6 separate regions of the Mus musculus genome follow, and regions 2, 3, 4, 5 and 6 are each linked to region 1. The links are chromatin loops, found by intact Hi-C in ENCODE. Cell type or tissue: heart. All regions are shown on one strand. Region 1 has its middle 9.5 kb from the start of A930014E01Rik. Region 2 overlaps Pag1 (phosphoprotein associated with glycosphingolipid microdomains 1). Region 3 has its middle 3.0 kb from the start of Fabp5. Region 4 holds the start of Pag1 (phosphoprotein associated with glycosphingolipid microdomains 1). Region 5 has its middle 62 kb from the start of Gm33273. Region 6 has its middle 51 kb from the start of Fabp5.

Region 1 (4,000 bases):
GGGTTTCCTATATCCCAGGTGACCCCACACTTGCTACATACACATACGATAAAGAATAACCCTGACTCCCTGCTCCTCCTGCCTCGACCTCTGCCACCGACCGGGCCCAGTAGGCCCCCCTCAATTCGTGGGAATCAGGGGTTCAGACAGACGGGCATAGAGTCGGCGGGAATTGACAGACAGACACAGAACGAGAGAGTGTGCTGGATCTGAATGTAATTTGTCAAATCCAGCATCAAACTTTTTATACAGAAGAAAATAGGGAAGTTAGGTGACACACCAACAAGGTACAAAGAGGTTACTGGATTCTTACACAAAACAGAGGAATGCAAACAGGGAAGGACTGGCAGGAACCAACTGGGATAAAATTCAATGTCAACAACTGGGAATCAAAGGCAGCCCCACCTAAGGTCAGCTTAATCTTAGAAGCCAGGGGCAAGGGCTTCGTGCCCTTGCCATAGTTCCTACTCTAGTCTATTGTATAGTCCACCTTCCCCCTAGGCCATTGTAAATACCTGTGTATGGGTGTAACTCAGCTATCTATAGTTCTAAGTATCTACTCTGGTTCCTCTTTAGGTCACAAACTTCCATCTTCCTAGATAATGGTAAATTTCTGTGTAGGGCAGTGACTTAGCTATTCATGCCCAAGGTCGGATCAAGGACTGCCTAGAATCTAACTTAGCTATATGTCAAAATATCAATCCTTAGGAGCACTTGTAATTAAGCAATATTAAGGGAAAGCACACAGATCCATTTACCAACTAAAGCAAGGACATTGGAGCATTCGTTATACAGGATGCCACGGTTCCAGGAGACTAAGTTTCTGTGAACTTTTCGCCTCGGGACAGCACCCAGGCTTGTCACTATTGGAGTGGATGTAGCATACCTCCTCACAGCTGGAATTACACACATACCTCACCATGTTTGAGTGTTCTTCTGGCTTCCGGGGATTGAACCCAGGGCCTTGTGAGGGCTCAGCACATAGTCTACAACTGACAGAGAAAGGCAGACCTCTCAGAGGAAGAAGTGATGCTTCCTGGAAGAAGTAACAGGTAAACTAAGATAAAATGTGTAAGCAGAAGTTAGACACGGGAATGTCAGTAGAATATGAGTTCAGGTGGGGCTCACAATGAAAAGTGAAGGTTAGAATTAACAAAATAAAAATAAGTCCAAACACAGCTTACAAGAGAAAATAAGGTATATTGCTGAGGTTAAAAGCATCCAGCCCACCTCTGTCTGGTGCAGGTACCATCTTCAATGGCCGTGCAGTCCACATTAGTAAGTTTAGACTGTATTTTAGGAGAACGGGGGACCTTGCCCTTCCTCATGAGAGATCATTTTGATGTATGATGTGAAAACAGAAGACAGTAAAGAAACACGGAAGGAGAGCTCTTCCCCTGCTTGTAGAAGAGCCACAGGCACCACCCCCACTGCTGCTACCCCACCCCCACCCCCACTCTACCCGATGCACTGCACAGCCTGCCTGCCCTGACGACAGCTAGGGTGGCTCTGCAAGCTGCAGCCATCTGGCGGTGTGGGACCTGGGGTGCCTGGATGTTATGAGACCAGAGAAGTGATGATGATGTTACTCCAGTATTCTTTAGTATAATTCTTTGTGTTCACCACCTCATTCTTCCATGAAGTGGTGGAGCATGGTGCACTAGCGCCCTCTGCTGTATACTGCTGGGGCTGCCACAAACGGCCCAAGAAAAGAAAGCTAGCCCTGTAAATCTTTCCAAAGTGGGTCGATTACTTTGGAGGGATATTAAAATATATTAATGGGGAAACTATTCTCAATACGATAACAAAGGACAGCTATTGTATTTTGCATATGTTCATGAAAAATTAACTACCTTAAAAAATGAATCACATATATGGGTACCCCAGCTCTGGTTAAGGGAATGTGAGCACAATTCAGAAAGATTTCCCTTGTGTTATTTATTTTTTAAAATTTAATTTAGGGGCTGGTGAGATGGCTCAGTGGGTAAGAGCACCCGACTGTTCTTCCGAAGGTCCAGAGTTCAAATCCCAGCAACCACATGGTGGCTCACAACCATCTGTAACAAGATCTGACCCCCTCTTCTGGAGTGTCTGAAGACAGATACAGTGTACTTACTTACATATAATAAATAAATAAATCTTAAAAAAAAATTAATTTTACAGGGATGGAGGATCAAACTCAGGGCCTGACATTTGCTAGGCACCCATACCACCAGCACTATACCCACCAGCACTACTGGCTTGAATACTGTATTAATGTCAAAGGTTGGCTTGTTATTATTTGAATGAGATATAAAACAGAGCAGAAATAAGCATGCTGGAACAATACCACGATTCCCTGTGAGTTGTCTGCCATCTAGTGTTCATTTTTGGAACTTAAAAAAGTTAATTAAATCCCCACCACCACCAGCCACCCAAGCAAAGAGCTGACCCAGCAACATTTTTACAGGAAGGTTTCAAAGGGTACCACACAACTCTTGCTTTGTGGAGGGAGAGTCAGGGGGATACATAATCTAGACTTGTAAGAAATCAAAGCTAGGCGGTGGTGGCGCACACCTTTAATCTCAGCACTTGGGAGGCAGAGGCAGGCGATTTCTGAGTTCAAGGCCAGCCTGGTCTACAAAGTGAGTTCCAGGACAGCCAGGGATATCCAGAGAAACCCTGTCTAGAAAAAGAAAGGAAGAAAGGAAGGAAGGAAGGAAGGGAGGGAGGGAGGGAGGGAGGGAGGGGGAGAGAGAGAGAGAGAGAGAGAGAGAGAGAGAGAGAGAGAGAGAGAAAGAGAAAGAAAGAAAGAAAGAAAGAAAGAAAGAAAGAAAGAAAGAAAGAAAGAAAGAAAGAAAGAAAGAAAGAAAGAAAGAAAGAAATCAGTTATTTCTGGGAGACAAATGTTGATCTTAGCTACCGGACAGTATTACTTGGGAAAAAGAAAATACAGATAGTCTACAACACTCCGGCCTGGAACATGCTGGCTCACTGGCTTGGACCTCAGCAGTGACACAAGTTCAAAGCTCTCAGATGATTCCCAGATGTGCAGCCAGGGTTTTCCTCAGGAGTTCATGGCTTAGCTAGGTCATCTGCACAGGGAACGTCTGCTGATGGAAAAGCATCTGTTTCCATGGAGATCACAGCCTCTCTTAGAATTACTGTTTGTTGTTACTGTTGTCGTTTATTGAGATGGATCCTGCTCTGGAGGCCTTGGCTGGGTGGGTATTCATTATGTATCCTAGGCTGGCCTCGAACTCATGGCAATTCTCGTACCTCGGCTTCTCAAATGCTGGGATTACAAGTGTACACTATCACTAGTCCTGGCAGTTTATGAGTAATCAATAGGCTGACTATGCAGCATTCCCCATAATGCATGGTACAATGTGCTCTATAAATGCAAACCTTTAGAGACAATGTTTCTCTAGGAAGCCCAAGGTAACCTAGATTACTCTAGCCTAGAATATAAGCAAAGAGCGGGCTTGAACATAGGAATCTCTTGTTTCAATAAATGTTAAAAACATTTATTATCAACTAAAATACCTTGAAAGTTAAAGGCTTCTGACCTTGAAACTCCCTGGGCCCTGGCTGGTTTTCCTTCTACACCCACCATCTGCAGTGAAACCACAGCCAAGATGCAGATTTCATTCAGAAAGACCCTCACTGCAAAGAGCATCACACTCAATGTTGAGCATCCAGGCACTATAAAAGATGTAAAGGCAAGATCCAAGATAAGGAAGGGCTTCCTCCTCATCACAAGAATTGATAAGCTGCTAGGAGAAATGGTACTTTGTCTGACTACAGCATCCCAGAGTCCACTCTATGGGGGTGGAGACTTCATGATGGCCCTGCGGAGGAAGAACATACCACGCTTCCCTAAAATACTCCAAGGAGCAAGAAAATGGCCAAATTAGCTCCCTTCCAACGGACAAGACACTAGAGTTTCCATGGCCAACCACTTTGACAGACATTATCAGCAAATATATAATCTGCAAATATATTATTTGACTTACTGCTT
Region 2 (4,000 bases), 600 kb before region 1:
TTGCCCTGTACAAAAATCTCATAATGAGAAGAGTAATTGTCTGGTTCACTTCGGGGAGCCAGGGTAAAACCTCAGGCTCAGCCACAGACGGCTTCCACCCCAGTGCCCCACTGCTACTTGACTGGAGGACTGAGGCTACAGCAGGGGCGGAGGAGAGACAGGAGACAAAACGGTCTCCAGAGGAGCGTGGCATCAGGGTATGTGTACAGTCACACCTCTCACCTCCAGAGTGGACTATTCCTGTTCTAGAGATCTTACACTCTTTTTTCTCCACCTCTTTCTGGATCTGCCTCCATAATTCTGCCACCAACACCTCACGTGGATACTGCCTTGAATTTTCCCAGGCTCCTTTACAACCCAGCTTCTTTACAACTTCCTGCCCACTTGTGTAGATACACTGCTTGCCCAGTAGGTGGCGATGCAATGTACCCTCCCTGTGTGAACGCACTCCCATTCATGTGTATGGTGTGACTTTTGTGCTCTTCGCCTTCTTGGCAGGGATGGGAGTGTGGTCCTTACGTAGGGTGCATGTTACATTTCTGGAAAAGACTCGTCGTGAATAACTGATTTTGTAGGTCAGTCATGGTGGCACATGCCTTTAGTCTCAGCACTTGGGAGGCATAGGTAATCTATGGCATAGGTAATCTATGGATCTCTGTGAGTTTGAGGCCAGCCTGGTCTACAGAGTGAGTCCCATGACAGCTAGGACTACAAAGATAGATCCTGTCACAAACAAACAAACAAACAAACAAACAAACAACCTTACTAAAAACAAAGAGCAGCCGATTTTGGGACTGCATATATAAATATTTTTTTAATAAAAAATCTTTAAAAATTTATTCCTCTCTCCACCTTGACCACTTTCCTCTCCTTCCTGTCCTCCTAGCTCTTCTCCCTTCCCTTCCCCCTCCCCATCCACTCCTCCTTTTCCCTTCAGACAAGGTCAGGCCTGCAATCTGGTATGAACTAAACATCCATATGAAAGTCGCAGTCATACTATGATAAACCCTCCTATCAAGGCTGGATGAGTTGACCCAGCAGGAGGAAAGGGCCCCACAAGGAGGTAAAAGATCAGAGGCAGCCCCTGCCCCCACTGCAAGGAGTCCCACAAGAACATCAAGCTACACAACCATAACATAAATGCAGAGGGCCTAGGTCAGACCCATGCAGGCTTTCTGATTGTCAGTTCATGCTCTGTGAGCCCTGATGAGTCCAGGTTAATCAATTCTGTGGATTTTCTTATGATGCCCATGACTCCTCTGGCTCCCACAATCCTTCCGTACCCCCTTCCACAGGATTTCTAGAGCCCCACCTAGTGTTTGACTGTGGGTCTCTGCATGCTTCCACCAGCTGCTGCCGAAGCCTTTCTGATGGCGATTATGCCGGGCTCCTGTCTATGAGATTCAGGAATCATTTCACTGACTTGATTTTTGTGAGGGGACCTGTAATGTTTGGTTCTATCCTAAGTCTCTGGCTATCTAGCTTCTGGTTCCTGGCCCTCTGGGCAGTGCCAGGGTTAGGCTTCCTGTCATTGCATGGATCTCAGGCTGGACCAGTCACAGGTTGGACACTTCCACAATTTCTCTGTGCCACTCCAGCGCATCTTGTAGGCAGGACAAATTGTAAGTCGAAGGCTTTGTGGCTGGGTTATGTCTCAATCCCTCCACTTGTCTTGTCTGGTTATAGGAGACTATTGTTCCAGGCCATCTCTCCCACTACTAGGAGTCTTTACTAGGGTTGTTCTTGTAGATTCCTGGGCGCTTCCATTGTCCTGGGTTTCTAGCTCACCCCTGAGATGATCTGACTCAGGGCAAAGGAGTCCCGCTGACCGTTACTGACCTCAAGTGACACTATGACACCTGTGGATCACACCAAGCTGAGCTCCAGAAGGTGGTAGTGTTAACACAGCTAGAGAGCAGTGAACAGTTGTGCACAAGGTCTTTTTGCTTTATAGTGTGCTTCATTATTGGATACACTGGCTGATTCCAATCAAGTTGCAGACAGTCATGAATAAAAATACATTGCAGTCCTGAAAAGGGGCAGTGGAGTTTCCCGCCCCTCTTAAGCATGGCAATTCTGATGACTCGGGCACACAACTCCTTGACTCAGGTGGGTACTTCAGGTTATAAACTTGTGCTGAAATTCATTCTGCTACTTACTTTTTTTATGTACCATGTGCTGGTCTTGAATTGGCTAAATAGCCAAGGAGGGCCTTGAACTCCTGTTTCTACCACCCCTGCCTGCAGAGTGTTGGGATTAGCAAGATAGATAGATATTTTGTGCTGAAAACTCCACAATCTATTATCATCCTGTCAAATATACAGATTTGATGATTTCACTGATCAGTAAATGATTTCAATCATTAGTAAAAACTATTGGCCTTTTATCTTTAAAGCAGGTATTTTAAGCCACAAGGTGGCAGCCTAACCCTAGTTTCAGTCCCAGTGAACAGGCCTGAGCAGCATGGAGAGGTCCTGAATAATTGTGGTTGGTCATGTTTGGTGTTTAATTCTTCATTAGCTTGGACTATCAGCCACCCAAATCAATTCCAAGAGGACGGAAAGCAAATACCAGCAAGAAGAACAAAAGGGGCAGAGCAGGGCAGCTGTTCACTTTTCTAGCAGACGCTCTAAGCAGGTAGGTGCTCAGATCACAGCCTGCCCTATAATAACACTTCACAGGGCTGGGGTGGCCCGCAGATTAGATTATCTAGGGAGGCGAACACTTGCAGCCCCTTTGAAGCAGGTTCAGGTCAGTAATGATAGTTATTATGGCTTCACAGCTGTCCTGTGGACCTGTAATTAAGGATGACAGAAACCATCTTGGTTTATGACCCCTCTCCTAAGGGACCAGGGAGGGCAGAGTTGCCAGCCCCATGGGAATGGCTCCTGCTGTCAGTACCAGGTATGCAAACTGTGTATGGGTTACAAATGAACCAACCAGACAAGTTAACAGTCAGGAGGAGCAAAATTCTCTGGTAAATCCCTGCCCTATGTAAAATGATGGATGTGTGGGCCAGGGGATGAACCCCAGGACAGCCCTTTCATGCCCTCTGTCCTAACTTCACTTCTGTCACTGTGGTAAGATATCACGATGATGATGACGATGACTATGACCACCAGCACCTGCACCCGCACCCGCACTGGCACCGGCACCTGCACTGGCACCCACACCCGCACCGGCACCGGCACCGGCACTAGCACCAGCACCAGCACCAGCTAGTGCTAGGCAGGGAGGGGAACGTCTTCTTTAAGTGCTTTTCCTCATTTTGATTTAGTGTGGATTTGGGGGTGGCGGGGGGGGGGGTGAGGAGAAGAGGAGGACAAGAGAAGAGAGAAGGTTTGTTATTTCTAGCAGCCTGTGCTGCACATACTCCAGACAGAGCTGGGATTCACTGAGCATCTGGGTCAAGGTGACGTAGCCTGTGATCAGAGGGTGGCAGAGGAAGAGGCTTTGCTTGCCTCAGGCCATGAGGGACATCTCAGCAAGCATGCAATTGGATTTGGGGATCCTTCCTTTTTTGCTGCATGCTTGCTTATTTGACCTGGCGGAAAAGGACTCTGAGGGCAGGGATGAAGTCATCTCTTTTCCCTTAAAAACCTCAGCATCTTCATAATCTGAAAACTAGGTTCTGGTCAGGATGCTTCCGGGAAGACTAGCAAGGGCACTCTCAGATGCAGGGGTGGCTTACATGGCAAGGGAGAGAAGCCGAAGGAGCCCAGGGTGTCCTGGGGCCAGACCCTCACTCTGGAACCAGCAAAGTGGATCGTTCTGGGGACAGCCATACCACTACCACTTGAGCATGAGTCTCAGAGCCAGCAGTCTCCCCGTTAACTCTCACACACGACCACTCCCTGTCCCCCTCCCTTGAGAGTTCTACACACTGACAGCCTCATCTACCGTCTCCTCTGACACTGTCCTGTCCTTTAGCGCTCAGCTTCCAGGCTTCTGGAACAGGTCCCCTCTTCTTACAACCCTTTCTCCCTCCAAATTTAGTTAC
Region 3 (4,000 bases), 300 kb before region 1:
AGGACAACTGACAAGATGCAGGTCTATCATGTATCTGCAATGAAATCCTACAGTTTCCCTTTGGAAGCAGCTCTGTGGTTTTTCTTATAGGAAAGCCCTAACTAGAAGCGAGGTAAACAAAGCAAGTCAACAGTAGAACAAGCCAGACTTAGGCGAGTTCACAGATTTGCTATACAACTTCAGGGAGGCATTAAACTTTAACAGACGCAGGCTCAAACCTGCTCACCTCCACATGCCATTTGCAGCCTTTGCTCAGGCCTCCTGGAAAGTGGACAGATAAACAGCTGCCCCTGCCAGATCGGAAAAAGTTCAATGACTGAATCAGATACATTTAGTCAATTTGATTTGTTTCCTGTTTGTCTTCTGGAGTCTTGAAAGGATGAGTTAGACAGACAGACAGACAGACAGACAGACAGACACACCAAATCAGCTGATACTCAGTTCTCATACATGAGATAGTATTTGAATATGACCCATGCATAAGCCCCCATAGACTCTGTCTCTAAGTACCAATGCAATGTAAACTCAATGTGAAGAGTTATGTATAATATTATAATGAAATTTGCAGGAAAATGATGCACCTGAAAAGTGTAATACTTATCAAGGTGACCTAAACTCAGAAAATAAACCTCAAATTTTCTTCCTCATATGCAGATCCTAGCCTTTAATGTATACATGACTGTATAGAAACAGTGGTAAGGGTAAGCATAGTATAAAACCTAGGAGGACAAAAGAGGCTCATGTTAGGCGATGAGGAGGGTATGGAGCAGGCACGAGCACACACAAGTCACCAGGAAGACGTAAAGCTCGTTTAGTTTTATAGTTTTGACTCCACCATGTTTCTCTTCTTTATTTGTGGTGGGTATTTAAGTTGAACGTTCTGGGTATTAAAGTAGTAAGAGCCATTGTTATACTCCAAAGGAACCCAACATGTGTTATTGGTGTTAGGCTTTCCGATTCTATTGATCATGTGCACAGTAGGAGTCAGTCGTAACTAAACAGCTGGTGAATACATGTGTCCCATTGACCCACTTAGAAAAGGCAATTTTAAAAAAAAATTTGGTTTTCCCACTTCCTATTCCAAACTCTTTAAATCATTCTGTTATAGTGTTATTAAAATGCAAACTATGTTGTTATAATAAACTAAAGTATGATGTTTAAATATAAAAACAAGAATTACACTGTGTTGTTTAGGAAATAGCAAAAAGATAAAACTCTCCATAAATTGATTAGACTCATTTTTCCTCAAATACTTTTTATCTACAGTCAGTCAAGTGTCTATGTGTGGAATGCAGAGATGGAGAGAGCAGATACTGTTCTCACATAAGGAGATAATCAGAACCACTGTAAGAGTGTAATATAAAAATATTTCATGTGCTGAGGTGGGAGTGGCCTCTTGTGGCAAGGTCACAGGTGTGGGTTTGGGCATCTTTTGCAACCTTGGTATCTGGAGCACGGTGCCTGGACTAGCAGTCTTAACGCCAGTAAGGACTTAGTAGATGAGAAGAGTCCAGGCCCTGCTCTGGACCTACTGGATCTGAATATGCAGTTCCAATTGTAGACTTGTCCAGTCTCTCACTAAAACATGAGAAGTGTTACTTCAGACACATCCCACTTTATACTTAGCTCTTCTGCCTTTCAAATGTATCTTGCCAGGTATTTAGAGAATACTTAACTGTCTAAACCTGAATTACTTCGGGTATTCTGTGCCATAATTTCTTTACCGTGGTGTTCTCTCTCTCTCTCTCTCTCTCTCTCTCTCTCTCTCTCTCTCTCTCTCTCATGAGCTACATTGCTAAGCCACCTATACTTACTGCCCTCAGGAATTATTGTAAAGGATGAGGAGCCGTGTGAGAGACGCACCTGCTTACACAACAGCTGCTAGGGTGTCTGTAAAGGAAATCACATTCCGTGTTCCAAAGCTACCTACCTGTGTCCACAAATGAGAACACAGGCCATCCGTGCTAATCAAATAAAGCCCGGGAGAAATACTTCGCTACTACCACTAGGTGGCAATAGAGTGATTTTTCAGCCTTTCCCTTCAGGGTCATGAACTGAGTCGCGCATAGATAGCTCAGAAACTGCGCGGGCCTCATCTGTTCTCAGGTGGCCAGAGGAAAAGCCTCAAGGAACGCTCGAGCCTTCATTTCTTTCCACCCGTGGAAAGCCCTGCTTAAGCGGGCCATTGACACGTCCCTGCAGCTCTAGTGGAGGAAGAGCTGGAGGAAGTAACACAGGTGCTACGGTTTTCAAAGGAGAGACCTGCATGCTTAGAGTTGATTTAGGTGAATCAAGAGTCTAAGGCCTTTCCTATGGATTCTTGTTGGCCTCTTCAAATCTGACCCTTAACTCGGGCTCATTCCGAAAGAAATGTGCACATTGTTGAAGCCATCTGAATGTGCCTAAGAAAATACTAAGCTTCTAACCCTAGACATGGCCAGTGGGCTAAGTGTGAGCTGTGGTCAGGGACGCATGAAAATCTGAATGTAACTACTAGGTTTGAAGGCGGCATCTATTTCAAAGGCAGGCTTTCGATTGTGTGGAGAGTATTGAGCATGTTCGAAAGAACAAAACAGCAACTTCGTAGTGAGATGGGAGCCATACTGTCAGATTAATGTATATGTCAGAAACAGTCACAGCCAATATTTGCAATGTGGACTGATGTATGAAATCGGGAAACGCAGGACACAGTGTGTGAATGCTAAAGACTGCAGTCGTGGTTCTGTGTACACATATTCACATAACACATGCACATGGACACATGCACACATGCACACAGACACACAGAAACTTGTAATAAAGGGGATGTAGGCCGTGGAACTTCTTGCAGCATGGTAGAGGCTTGTCAGATTTTAATTGTGTGAGGGATGATACAATAATTAGTGTCTTGGCAGGGTGGCTGTGGCCTCTTCTCTTAGCTTCCTTATAAGCATCATGAACAAAGGACAGGCAGGTGTGGTCCTGTTTCACAAGATCTTTCGTGAGAAACTCCTCAGTGCGATTCCAGTTCTACTACTCCGCAGCACCGGCTCTCTTAGCCTCGTCTCCTCTCCTGTGAAACTGGGATAACTTCCTCAGGAATCGCAGGCATTAAAATTCATCCGTGCAAATGCCAGGAAGGACCACAGAGGGAGCAGTAGAAACTCAACAAGCTGACCTTGTCTCCGTGGTGATAGCCCGTCTGGGTGGCGACAACTTCATTTCAGCCCATGTTACCTCCAATGAGGTGTGGGAGCAGGCAGGAAGATTCTGTAAAAAAGACAGTCTGAGAAAGGTCATTCCACACACAGAAGGGAACTGATGGCCTCAGTCAGTGGGATGTCGCAGCTCAGGACACATCAATATATGTATGGCCTTAGTAGAGAATGTGGCACTTCATGTATGTATGGCATATTTTGAGCTGGTCTGAGAAGCTGCAGGCCTTTGGATAGCTTTGAAAGGACGTACTTTAGACAAAGAAAATCATAAGTATAAATTGTCGTGCATTTGTGTGTGTTTGTGTGTGTATGTGTGTGTGTTTACGGGCCTGCATGTGTGCACATGTATGTGGAAGCTAGTAGTTGACATCAGCTGTCTGCCACGACAGGATCTCTGACTGACCCGGAAGCTTGCCAATGCCGGGTGGGCTGTACCAGGGAGCTGCAGTTCTAGGTGCAGACACAGCAGCAGCTTTTGTGTGGGTGCTGTGGATCTGAAGGAGTCTTCCATCCTGGGTTCACTTCCTCAGCTGCAGGGCAGCGTGACTGCAGTAAATTCACTTAGAGTTATTGTATATATCCAACCTAGTAAAAAATTATGGCTCAGCTGCCCTCAAACAGACTTAGGACATTTACATTGGCCTGTGGTTGGGCAAATTATCTAATACAAACCTGAATCCTAACAAAGCATGGACTATCACAGGTGGCTTACTAAAAATGACACTGAAAGTGAGGATCAGTAACTGTGTAATGACAACTTCCGCAAGGGTGTTGGCCACACCTGTAATGTCAGCATGTGGTAG
Region 4 (4,000 bases), 470 kb before region 1:
AGGGGCAGCTGAGAATGAAAGGTTAAAGATTTCTACCCTTCAAAGTAGGCCACTGTAGCTACCTATAAATCATGCTCTTTGTTTATTAAGATAATTAAGGCCATCAGTGCACTTCACTTTCAGACTCAACAATTGTCTGGTATGAGCAAATCTCCACTTTTACTAAAACAAAAGGGGATGTGTTCTAAAGAGGGTTCTGTGCATGCTCTCTGTACAATGTATGGTATTTTAAAGCATGATTTATGTATCTAATTCCTTGAACTGCCTTGAAAAAAATACACCAAGTTCTTCCTCCCATGCTCCCTATTAGGAGAAGACAGTCTAATTTAAAGACTGCCCTGTTTCTGACTACGAACCACTATATCATGTCAACGTTTTTATTAAATACGGCTCAAGCTGGACTTGAAAAAAAAAATGGAGTGAGTAGAGGCCCAGATGCAGCCCCTGCAGATGCAAAGGTACCCAGCCAGGAGGCTTACATAAGAGATGCAGGACAACTCAGCCATCCTCGGAATCCTGTTTCTTTGAGACTTGCCCACATTCTTAAAGCATATGAATTAAAACGCATAGAGCACTTTTCTCATTTTCTATGCCTTGGAGCACAAAACACTCATTTGACACATAAGTTGTTTTTCCCTAAAGGGCTAGGCTCCAATTATGGGAGGTTGGCAACTTCTGCCTAAGGGAAGAGTGAAGTGGGATGTGCAGAAAGCCTGCAGGCCCGAGCAGCAATGTCTCAGCTTCTCATCTCTGTGCCAGTCCTCCGAGGGGATGGAGGGGATGTAGGCAGAGCTTCCTAGGATGGAGGTGGCTGACGTCCCTGACCCCACGCGGCGCAAAATCAAGGAGCTCAGAATGTGCAATTTAGCGGCGGGCCAAATGCCCTCGGAGCACCTGTCTCCCCTAGCACATTTCCAGCTGGCACATTCGGGAGAGGCAGGAGCCAGCCCTAGACTCCAGCCTTGAGTCTTCGAATGCCATGCCCCATCCTTTACAGTCCAGTACGCCTTCCTCCAGCCGCAGCCCCGCTAACGGGAGGTAAAACCTCGGCCTGGAACCACAGGAATAAAACGAACCTGTCCTTCCCACGCTGCCCGAAACTTCAGAAACTACAGTCAACTTACTGGTTCGCAGAGGTCTTCTGGGGCTCCAGAGCTCTAAAAAGCGCTGCAACTCCGCTGCTCGCAGCCGGGCTGGCCCGCGGTGGGCAGTGGTAGCGGGCGCAGGACCCTCCTGATCCTCGTCGCCTCGGTTCTGCCGTGCCGGGGGAGGTGCGCTCTCCCGGGCGCACCGGGCGGCCGCAGAGACTCGGACTGCACCGGGAACCCGAGCAAACGCCGTCGTGGCCGCCAGCCCTTGAGAGCTGTGCTCGGAGCTCCGGGTGCGTGTCTCCCTCTCTGAGGGAATGCGACACCACGGAGTCCCCGCACGAGAGGCTCCAGAGCGCTGCAGAGTCACCAGTCCGCCCCGGAGGAGCAGTCACAGCACCCGCGCGCCGGGCGGGAACCGCAGTCCGCACTGGCCGCCGCGCCGCGGAGAATGACAGCGCCGAGGCGGAGCAGCGCGCGGGACTCAGTGCGCATGTTCGCGACTGCTGCGGCACGTCACGGGGGCGGTGCCAACGGGCGGGGTTGGGCGGAGCGAGAAGGGTGGGGCGGGGTCGGGGGGGGGGTTGCTGCGAGGCTAATGTGGCTGCCAGCTGCAGGGCAAGGAGCTGGAGCTTCGCAAAATCAGGGCTGGTGACCAAAAACTCTGTGACTGAGGTTGTCTCCTTAGCCCATTGTCCCTTAAGAAGCAGTCTATGGGGAACTGCCTTAGGGTCCCAGGACAGCCTGCAAAGGTCAAGTTTAACCCAGATGGTTGCTTAACCTTCAAGGACTGCAATTTGCAGGACACCTTTCACTTTGATCTGATGCAGAGTAAGAACTTGAGGAGCTTGTAGGAGCCCTTTGTCCTGGCTGGACTCCAAAGTAAACACAGGAGACTCTGAGAGGTGGGGCCCAGGTATGTAGGTTGTAAATAGCCTTGCCCAAAGCTCCCCAAGAGAATGTGCTGGTTGTATGGTAATACAACACTTGCCTACGCACATTCAGAAGGTCTGGAGGATGGGGAATCCCTATTCCAATAGGGTCCAAGACTATTCCAGGGCTGCAAGCCTCCCACACCCTGTTCTTCCTTGCCACTTACGAGGACAGAGACCCCAGAGCAGCTACTGGCGTGTGGGTCTGCCTGAGAATCAGGTGAAAATGCTTTTAACTTGGAATTTCCAAGGCGTATCCACTATGGTTCGGGTTCACCCACTGGGCACTGGGGGAGGGAGTGGGAGGGGAGATTGTGTGGGGGAGTGGGGTGGGGTGGGGAGGACTCGAATATTGCCTGGAACAAGCTGCAGATAAATCTGACAAGGGTTTTGTTGGCCTTGAATTTTAACTTATTAAACAAGCAACCCGGAAATGGGGATAGACAGTGTGGAAACAAATAACCAGTCCAGATGTGACACTCAGGACTTCTGAGCCAAGTCCACTGAACTCTAAACCAAACAGTTATTTGTCTGACAAGTTCATTTGTTTTCTCTAATGGGGAAGAACAGGCACGAGTGATATTAAACATACACACATTCACTCAGGTAGTGTGAAGTTGGCTGGATAAAAACGGCTCATTAGGAGCAAAGGGGTGGGAATAGGGAGTTGAGTAAAGGAGAAAGGAATGTTAATACGTTGCAGAGGAGGATGTGTAGGAGATATTAAACTCAGTCTTCAGCTTGGAAAGGTACTTTGAGAATAAGGATGCAGGATCCAACTTGGCTGGATTTAGAGGACGGTGAGAGGTTCGTTGGTTTGAGAACTTATAAAGGTCTGGATTTCACCACCAGGCTGTACTAGTGACTTTTCTCATTGCTGTGACAAAATGTTTGGCAACAGCAGCGACTCAGGGAATGAAGGCTTTGGTTCGAGCCATGCTTTGAGGGTCCAGTCTACCATGGCGCAGAAGGCAGCAGCGTGAGGAAGTCGGTCACACGGCATTGACAGTCGGGATGGATGAGAGGTGTTTAGTCCTTTTTATTCCAATATCCCAGTCCATGCTATGGCACTGCCCAAGGGCAGCAAGAGCCTCCCCTCCTCAGATAAGCCTCTCTGGGAACACCTTTCCCTAAGACACACCAAGTCCTGTAAAGCTGACAAGATTAACCACCACAATGACTTACCTCATTGAATCCCACAATGATCTTCTAAATTAGATATAGGAAGTTATTGTATCTATTTTTTGCTCTTAAAAAAATGCATTCTGTGGGGCTTAGTTGATGCAGTGCTTGCTGCACACACAAGAGGACCTGGATTGGGATCCCTAGAAAGGGACCACTTACAAAGCCAGATGTTGAAGCCACATCTGCTATTTCAGATCTGGGGGTGTGGAGATGGAGCGATCAGTGGGACTTGGGGACCAGGCTCAATCAGGGACATCCAGGTTCAGTGAAAGATCCTGACTCAAAAATGAGGTGCAGAGCAATTGAGGAAAGCACCCACTATCAAACTCTGGGCTCTCCATGTGTGCTCATGCACACACATGATCATGTATATGCACATATGTCACACACACAGCAATCAAGTCAAAGAATAAGCACCAAGAAGAGAACGCCCACTGAGCAGGTACGCCATGCTCTGGCTCCGGTGTGAGCAAGCTTCAGGTAACAGGAAATGACTGGAATCTTATAAAGAAAACTCTGCAATATTTTCCACATAGTTTGAGAGACTGTGATTGTTTGAATATGCTCTGCCCAGGTTGGTGGCATTATTAGGAGGTGTGGCCTTGCTGGAATAGGTGTGTCACTGTGGTTGTGGGCTTTAATACCTTACTTCTAACTTCCTGGAAGCCAATATTCTGCTAGCAGCCTTCATATGAAGATGTAGAACTCTCAGCTCCTCCAGCGCCATGCCTGCCTGGATGCTGCCATGTTCCCACCTTGATGATAATGGACTGAACCTCTGAACCCATGAGTCAG
Region 5 (4,000 bases), 360 kb before region 1:
AACACAAGCCCAGAAACTAAAATACAAATATCAAAAGCTGAAGTACTATGTCTATACAATCATAATTCACACTGCCATAAAGAAAAACAATGAAGTCCAACCATGTGAAGATGGAGATGATGTGTGTATACACACACTCATAGTTAAGTACTTAGCCATATAAACTGATGGGCTACTAAAATAAGAATGATAATTTCTTAGGATTAAGAGGAGACTTAAAATTTAATTATCTTTTAATCTAAAATAACATTTATCTATCATAACATTGGGTCACTAAAAATTCAAGTCAAGTAAGAGCTTCCGAACCACAGCATGCCTGACTGCGCTGTTATATGTGAGAAACATTTTTGCGTGGAATGCATAGGAATAGTTCATTGAACACGAGCAAGTAGCTGGGAAAACACGGTACGCTCATTCTGAAAAGCCCAGACACCATGATGGAGGTGAAGGTGGGATCCACTTCCTGAGTCTCCGTCTTCATGACGAGCTGCACCTAACATAGCAGGTCACAGTTCTGCTACTTCATGAAAACACTTGATGTCCTTGCTGTCCACGCTATGGCTTAGTACTTAAGTATCACATATTGTTACTGTGTGCCACTCAAGGATGCAACATTGCAAAACCACAATTATTCTTTTACATACATTAGCATGACATCAGAGTACAGTCAACAAAATCTTAAGACAGAGCCTTGACAATGGGTGACAAACGCTACTCTTTATTCAACGAGGCTCTGAATGCTTCTCATGTCACATTTTTATATTTTTTGCAATTACAAGTTCCTCTTTGTATTCACTGATAGCTTGTTTTCTGCTTGGGATTTTTTGTTGTTGTCCTTGCTGCTGTTGTTCTGTTAACCAAGGCTGGGGAGTTGGCCTGGGGCGGGAGAGAGTGCAGAGTCACAGTCTTTCTGAGGAAAAGAAACGCTTAGCCAAGGATTCTCATGGTTCCTGTGGCTATGTTGTGACCTGAACTCGACGTGACTCAGCCTGATGCATGTTGCCACTGTGTCCCTGTCGTGAACTTTCCATTTTCACAAAGGCCCCACTGTGTAGCAATTTGGTTAGAGCCATGTCTTAGCCAGGGCTACTGGAAGTAGTCCTGTAGAGTATCTGTGGCATTCAGTAGGATGGGTGGCTTGGATTTCTATTGCTGTGATAGAACATGACCATGAATAAATTGGGTTGGAAAGGATTTATTTCATCTTTTACTTCTGAAGTCACTCCATTGTTGCGGGAAGTCAGGCCAGGAACTTGGAGACCAGAGCTGATGCACAAACTGTGGAGTGGTGTTGCTTACTGGCTTGCTCCGTATGACTTGCTCAGCCTGCTTTCTTGTAGCACCCAGGACCGCCAGGCCAGCGCTGGCACTACTCATAGTTAGCTGGGCTCTCTCGCATCGATCATCAATCAAGAAAACGTACCTCAGGCTAATCTGGTCGGGACATTTTCTCAGTTGAGGTTCCCTCTTCCAAAACGACACTAGCTTGTTCAGGTTGATGGGAACAACTAGCTAGCAAGGTGGAAGATAATTCTAGCAGAGAAATTTTAGGCATCAGTGCTGTGAATGAGATGTAGATCTGTGATATTAGAGCAAAGTTTGGTGAGATTTACCTTAACTCACTTGAAGAACTGAATCACAAGACAACAGGGCAAAATCAGGCCCTGCACAGCTGTGTGTCTTCCTGTAAGATATTTGTACCTATTTAGTCTAATATAAGTACAGTATCTGCAGATCCAACACGATAAGAGGCGTGGTCAAAGTCAAGACCCCCAAGAAGACACGCCCCAAGGCAAACCATCCCAGATTTACTGGAGCAGATGGAGTGGAGAGTGCTGTGGCCACTAGAGACCAGAGATATCTTTTGTTTTCTTCGCTAGGATTACAACTCTCCCTGTGAAGGGCGAAATGGCGATCCAAATATGGATCCCTTCAATTTTCTTTCATGGACAATTACTTTGAATGTGTGTAAGGCTTGACTTCAAATAAAAACATTTCTATGCAAAATTTAATTACTTAGGAAGGATATTATTTCAGACTCGGATCTACTAAACTTGAAAGTGACAGCCATTTCTAGCCATTGCTAAGTGCCACGGCCACACCCAGGCAGAGCGCTCTCCAAATTGGACTGGTTCTGCCATCTAGTGGCACAGTTGATTAACTACAAGTAGTTGAGGCACTCCCTGGCTTGGCCTGCCCACAGGGTGAGAATTAAGTCTGCACTTAACATTGTGGAATTTGTTTCACCTCCTCACACATGTGACTTTGGAGAAGCTATAGAATATTGCTCCATGTCGGCTAGCTGAACTGTATAATGACGATAAGGAGCTATTGCATGGTTCTCATGAGGCACCTGTGCTTCACACATGGGAAACACTTAGCAGATTTCCTGACAGTGATGTGATTATATTTATAATTTTTATTCTCAAAATGCACGTCTTTGGCTGAGGCATGAGAAATCAAGTTATGAAAATATGAATGATTTTTAATAAATGATGTCTATAATACTGAATGCTTGGATGAAAATCAAGTTTATTTAGGCTCTCTATGCACAGCGCCAACACATGCATGATCTCCGTGACACTTGCCTCAAGCCAAGCTGTTCCCCACCTCATAGAGAGCGACTCCATCCCAGCAGAACACTCGATATGTGCATGCTAGTGTGCGCCTTCTTTCTCCCACTTACAGAACCTCAGTCTTTATATCCAGCTAGGTGTCGGCTTCCTGTACACACTTCTCCAGTGCTGTCAAGCAGACTTCAATCCTGCATAGTCCTTTTCTGTGCTGTGTGTTAGAGCATTTGACATGGTCAGGCTGTCGGTGAGGATTGGGTGGGATGCAGGCTGATGCAGACCCGGAGTGTGAAATGCCTGTCATGAGACATTGAGTGTTACCCTCATATACTCTATCATCACAATGCCTGACACAAAGACTTCACACAACACAGGTCTCATCAAAGCTGAGAGGGAAAAATGATTTTAGAGACAGGACCTCACATGTAGCTGAACCAGGCCTTGCATTTGCAACCATCCTGCCACAGTGCATCATGAGAAGGCCAGACTAAACTGGCCTGGTAGGTTGAATTGGTAGATTTGATACCTAAAAGTAATGCTATAATAATAATAATAATAATAATAATAATAATAATAATAATAGTCATTAAGAAACACCTAAAGATTACTAAAACATAAAGAAGCCACTTCCCCTTCTCAAGTGATATTGAAGTTTGACATATTTTTAAGCCTCGCTGGACTTGCATGCTCACAATAGCTGCTTCTGAGCAGCCCTGTACCCCCACACTTGTCTTTTGTTGTCTAGGTGTTTGGGGCTACAGGGATTACATAAGTTTTATCCCCAGTTCCTCTACATCTGAAGTATTGCTAAAATTTCCCCCATTGCACCACTACTCAGACTTTGCTGAGTGCGGTGGCATGATTATATATCCACAGAGCACATCTTTGGCCATGAGCCTTTCTTTCAGCTAGAAATACCTGCTTTCCAACCCAGGGTACAACATCTCTTGCCACCTCATCAGAATGACCCAACGCTATGTTTTATATGGGGAATGGTATAATAAACACAGTGTCTTGCCATCTGAATGGTCATAAGAGAATGGCTTTCGGCTTTCAGTGGCTCTAGGTCGCCTTTGTGAACTTGGCCCAGAAGATCCCGTAGCTATGAAGAAGGGCCTGGCGATGAGGCCAATGCGCCACCCAGTCTGGTCTGTGCTGCAAATCATCTCGTTTTAAAGTGAAATTACTCATAGTCGATATGTTCTATCTAACTTTATATCTTTCTCCAGAAACAATAATTTCTATGGTCGTGAATTTATTCACTTATACATTAAATTTTTAAATCTTACATATCTTGATGGATATTTACTCTGAGAATAACAAGATACTTATCTCTCCTTTCTTTCTTTCTTTCTTTCTTTCTTTCTTTCTTTCTTTCTTTCTTTCTCTCTCTCTCTCTCTCTCTCTCTCTCTCTCTCTCTCTCTCT
Region 6 (4,000 bases), 350 kb before region 1:
AGGCACACAGACTGTGTCCTGAAACAAAGACTTCTTGGAAGCCCTACAGTGGGGAGGAAGGCTTTTCACGGCACGTGGGTAAAGGAGGAGGATGGGGTGGGGTGGAAGCCTGAAGTTCGTCTGGACATGAAGGACTCGGGTGAGAGAGGCGGCTGCTGGGTACCAACAAGAGCTGGGAACAGGGTCTCTGTTTACACGAGGAACCCAAGGCATGAGTGCAACACAGAGAAACCTGACAGCCACGGAACAGGGCAGCCCCTCGCTGCACTGGCAACCGATGAGGACCCGGAAAGGGAACTCTCTAGAATGAGACTCTTCTTTACTTACTAAGGAATTTCAGTTTTGCTGAAAAAAAAATCACTGTATTTCTGGGATATAGTGGCTCATGCTTGCAATCCCAGCATGTGGGAGACAGTCAAGACGACTGCTTGGTGCCGAGCTCAGCCTGGGTTAATAATACAGAAAGTACTAGGGTAGCCAGAGCATGTGTATCCATGTACAACATGTGTCTACCTACCTACGCACACACATACACACACACACACACACACACACACACACACACACACAGACTCACACATGCACGCGTGTGCGCACACACACACAAACACGCATGCATACATGCAATCGCACATATACACGTGCACACGCACAGACACACACACACAGGCACGCACGCATGCACACCCACACACACCCACACACGCAAGTGCACACATACACATGCACACGCACAGACACACACACATGCACGCACACACATGTGCGCGAGTGCGCGCGCACACACACACACACACACACACACACACACACACACACACGCACACACACAGCTTGCGGAGCTCTTGGCTCAGGCTTCTGGCACCAGCAGCCATCTCAAGAACTTACCCTACCTTTCCCCCGCGTCTGTCCTCTTGCTTTTTAATTTCCCTTTTTGAAACACACAAACCAAAGAATCATAAACACAGAAATCGCCACTTTCTTTTGGTCTAATTGATTGGAAACCTCGCCTCATGGCAGGCTTCAACCAAAGCACGCCGGGACTGCCTGCTGGCCGTCAGCTCTCACTGCACGCCGCTCTGGCCATCTGCTGCTCCACACGGGCCATATGGAAAGGGGCCCACATTTTGGAAAATCCAAATTATTTTCTTCTGTGTGTTCTCTTTGCTGTACTTGCCAAGTCTATGGATCAAGCATGGGTGCGATTACAGTTTCCTAATCGGTTCTCTTGGAAAGCTAGTGACTCCAGCTTTATGATGAGGGCCTTTGGGTAGGTAGCACTCATCCACTCGCGAAATAGTGATCGCGTCACCCTCTGATATCAGTGGCTCAGGAGAAATAAGAAATCACCCCTGTGGTTCAATTCCACAATGGTTTCTGTTCTCTATGAAGGAAATAAAATCACATGCCTTTAGTCCTCGAATTTGGAATGCAGAAGCAGGAGGACCTAGAGGACCCTTGGTCTATAGAACGAGCATGTTCCAGGACAGGCAGGGCTGTACAAGAAACACATCAAAACAAAACAAAACAATGGCGTTTTCTTTCCTCTAGAACTCTAATCTGCCATTACCTCGCCCAGGCCTGCAATAGCAGCCATAGCCGCACTGGAGCGCTGAAGCGCTTAGTTCTTAACACTTGCAAGCTTGCTAGCAGCTCATTCCGAGGTGGAGCAGGGCTCCTGCTGCAAGTTTACAAATCTGATGCCCAAGCTCTCCTTGAAAAGCTCTCCTCTAAAGTGGGTGCTTGAGTGAGGTCTTAATCAGTTCTGGAAAGTAACTTCTTGAGGGTTTTGACTAAATAAAGGGGAGCAGAAGACTGCTTGTTTAAAGATGTCAACAATCATAGTAGTGATTCAGAGCTTTTTTTAGACTGGGAGGAAGAGGAGGATACAGTCTCAGTTGACTTTAGCAGAAGTAGGATGTGTATATGCAGCTGCCAGGTAACAGCTCTTCTGCCTGCTCAGCTTTCTACTAAGGATCTAAGTCTCTTCAAATTCTGCTCTCTCTCTCTCTCTCTCTCTCTTTTTCTTTTCCATTTTTTATTAGGTATTTAGCTCATTTACATTTCCAATGCTATACCAAAAGTCCCCCATAGCCACCCACCCCCACTCCCCTACCCACCCACTCACCCTTTTTGGCCCTGGCGTTCCCCTGTACTGGGGCATATAAAGTTTGCGTGTCCAATGGGCCTCTCTTTCCATTGATGGCCGACTAGGCCATCTTTTAATACATATGCAGCTAGAGACAAGAGCTCCGGGGTACTGGTTAGTTCATAATGTTGTTCCACCTATAGGGTTGCAGATCCCTTTAGCTCCTTGGCTACTTTCTCTAGCTCCTCCATTGGGAGCCCTGTGATCCATCCATTAGCTGACTGTGAGCATCTACTTCTGTGTTTGCTAGGCCCCGGCATAGTCTCACAAGAGACAGCTACATCTGGGTCCTTTCGATAAAATCTTGTTAGTGTATGCAATGGTGTCAGCGTTTGGATGCTGATTATGGGGTGGATCCCTGGATATGGCAGTCTCTACATGGTCCATCCTTTCATCTCAGCTCCAAACTTTGTCTCTGTAACTCCTTTCATGGGTGTTTTGTTCCCACTTCTAAGGAGGGGCATAGTGTCCACACTTCAGTCTTCATTTTTCTTGAGTTTCATGTGTTTAGGAAATTGTATCTTATATCTTGGGTATCCTAGGTTTTGGGCTAATATCCACTTATCAGTGAGCACATATTGTGTGAGTTCCTTTGTGAATGTGTTACCTCGCTCAGGATGATGCCCTCCAGGTCCATCCATTTGGCTAGGAATTTCATAAATTCATTATTTTTAATAGCTGAGTAGTACTCCATTGTGTAGATGTACCACATTTTCTGTATCCATTCCTCTGTTGAGGGGCATCTGGGTTCTTTCCAGCTTCTGGCTATTATAAATAAGGCTGCTATGAACATAGTGGAGCATGTGTCTTTCTTACCGGTTGGGACATCTTCTGGATATATGCCCAGGAGAGGTATTGTGGGATCCTCCGGTAATACTATGTCCAATTTTCTGAGGAACCGCCAGACTGATTTCCAGAGTGGTTGTACAAGCCTGCAATCCCACCAACAATGGAGGAGTGTTCCTCTTTCTCCACATCCACACCAACATCTGCTGTCACCTGAATTTTTGATCTTAGCCATTCTGACTGGTGTGAGGTGGAATCTCAGGGTTGTTTTGATTTGCATTTCCCTGATGATTAAGGATGCTGAACATTTTTTCAGGTGCTTCTCTGCCATTCGGTATTCCTCAGGTGAGAATTCTTTGTTCAGTTCTGAGCCCCATTTTTTAATGGGGTTATTTGATTTTCTGAAGTCCACCTTCTTGAGTTCTTTATATATGTTGGATATTAGTCCCCTATCTGATTTAGGATAGGTAAAGATCCTTTCCCAATCTGTTGGTGGTCTTTTTGTCTTATTGACGGTGTCTTTTGCCTTGCAGAAACTTTGGAGTTTCATTAGGTCCCATTTGTCAATTCTCGATCTTACAGCACAAGCCATTGCTGTTCTGTTCAGGAATTTTTTTCCCTGTGCCCATATCTTCAAGGCTTTTCCCCACTTTCTCCTCTATAAGTTTCAGTGTTTCTGGTTTTATGTGAAGTTCCTTGATCCACTTAGATTTGACCTTAGTACAAGGAGATAAGTATGGATCGATTCGCATTCTTCTACATGATAACAACCAGTTGTGCCAGCACCAATTGTTGAAAATGCTGTCTTTCTTCCACTGGATGGTTTTAGCTCCCTTGTCGAAGATCAAGTGACCATAGGTGTGTGGGTTCATTTCTGGGTCTTCAATTCTGTTCCATTGGTCTACTTTAGGTCAGGCATGGTGATTCCACCAGAGGTTTTTTTATCCTTGAGAAGAGTTTTTGCTATCCTCGGTTTTTTGTTATTCCAGATGAATTTGCAAATTTCTCCTTCTAATTCGTTAAGAATTGAGTTGGAATTTTGATGGGGATTGCATTGAATCTGTA

Evidence for each region. Hi-C counts contacts between places; a loop is a spot of excess contacts. Peaks named below come from ENCODE experiments on the same cell type or tissue, not always from the same donor. Only the 100,000 strongest peaks of a DNase experiment are listed, where the experiment ranks them.
Region 2: it touches region 1 in a loop (11-fold over the local background); 35 of 42 quality-filtered maps call a loop at or near these places.
Region 3: it touches region 1 in a loop (5-fold over the local background); 39 of 42 quality-filtered maps call a loop at or near these places.
Region 4: it touches region 1 in a loop (2.4-fold over the local background); 3 of 42 quality-filtered maps call a loop at or near these places.
Region 5: it touches region 1 in a loop (4-fold over the local background); 13 of 42 quality-filtered maps call a loop at or near these places.
Region 6: a loop joins it to region 1, with 4 times the contacts of the local background. A loop is called at or near these places in 13 of 42 quality-filtered maps.

Annotation. Positions count from the first base shown.
Region 1 is chr3:10,305,434-10,309,433 of GRCm38, forward strand. No RefSeq gene overlaps it. Among named protein-coding and RNA genes, the nearest start is that of A930014E01Rik, 9.5 kb to the left of the region's middle. In heart, CTCF peaks have their summits at 1,672 (motif pointing left) and 2,360 (motif pointing left); a DNase peak (open chromatin) is centred at 1,668; H3K4me3 peaks cover 206 bases; H3K27ac peaks cover 227 bases.
Region 2 is chr3:9,708,698-9,712,697 of GRCm38, forward strand. All of the region lies in intron 3 of Pag1 (phosphoprotein associated with glycosphingolipid microdomains 1), which reads right to left. Among named protein-coding and RNA genes, the nearest start is that of Gm33169, 48 kb to the left of the region's middle. In heart, CTCF peaks have their summits at 404 (motif pointing right) and 2,409 (motif pointing right); no DNase peak of the experiment used is centred here.
Region 3 is chr3:10,007,561-10,011,560 of GRCm38, forward strand. No RefSeq gene overlaps it. Among named protein-coding and RNA genes, the nearest start is that of Fabp5, 3.0 kb to the right of the region's middle. In heart, a CTCF peak has its summit at 2,014 (motif pointing right); a DNase peak (open chromatin) is centred at 2,051; H3K27ac peaks cover 223 bases.
Region 4 is chr3:9,832,087-9,836,086 of GRCm38, forward strand. Pag1 (phosphoprotein associated with glycosphingolipid microdomains 1) reads right to left here and starts at 1,593. Exons shown (of 9, transcript NM_001195031.1): 1 at 1,125-1,593. In heart, no CTCF peak of the experiment used is centred here; DNase peaks (open chromatin) are centred at 1,065 and 1,525; H3K4me3 peaks cover 2,049 bases; H3K27ac peaks cover 1,712 bases.
Region 5 is chr3:9,945,731-9,949,730 of GRCm38, forward strand. No RefSeq gene overlaps it. Among named protein-coding and RNA genes, the nearest start is that of Gm33273, 62 kb to the left of the region's middle. In heart, a CTCF peak has its summit at 2,140 (motif pointing left); a DNase peak (open chromatin) is centred at 2,131.
Region 6 is chr3:9,959,241-9,963,240 of GRCm38, forward strand. No RefSeq gene overlaps it. Among named protein-coding and RNA genes, the nearest start is that of Fabp5, 51 kb to the right of the region's middle. In heart, a CTCF peak has its summit at 1,597; no DNase peak of the experiment used is centred here.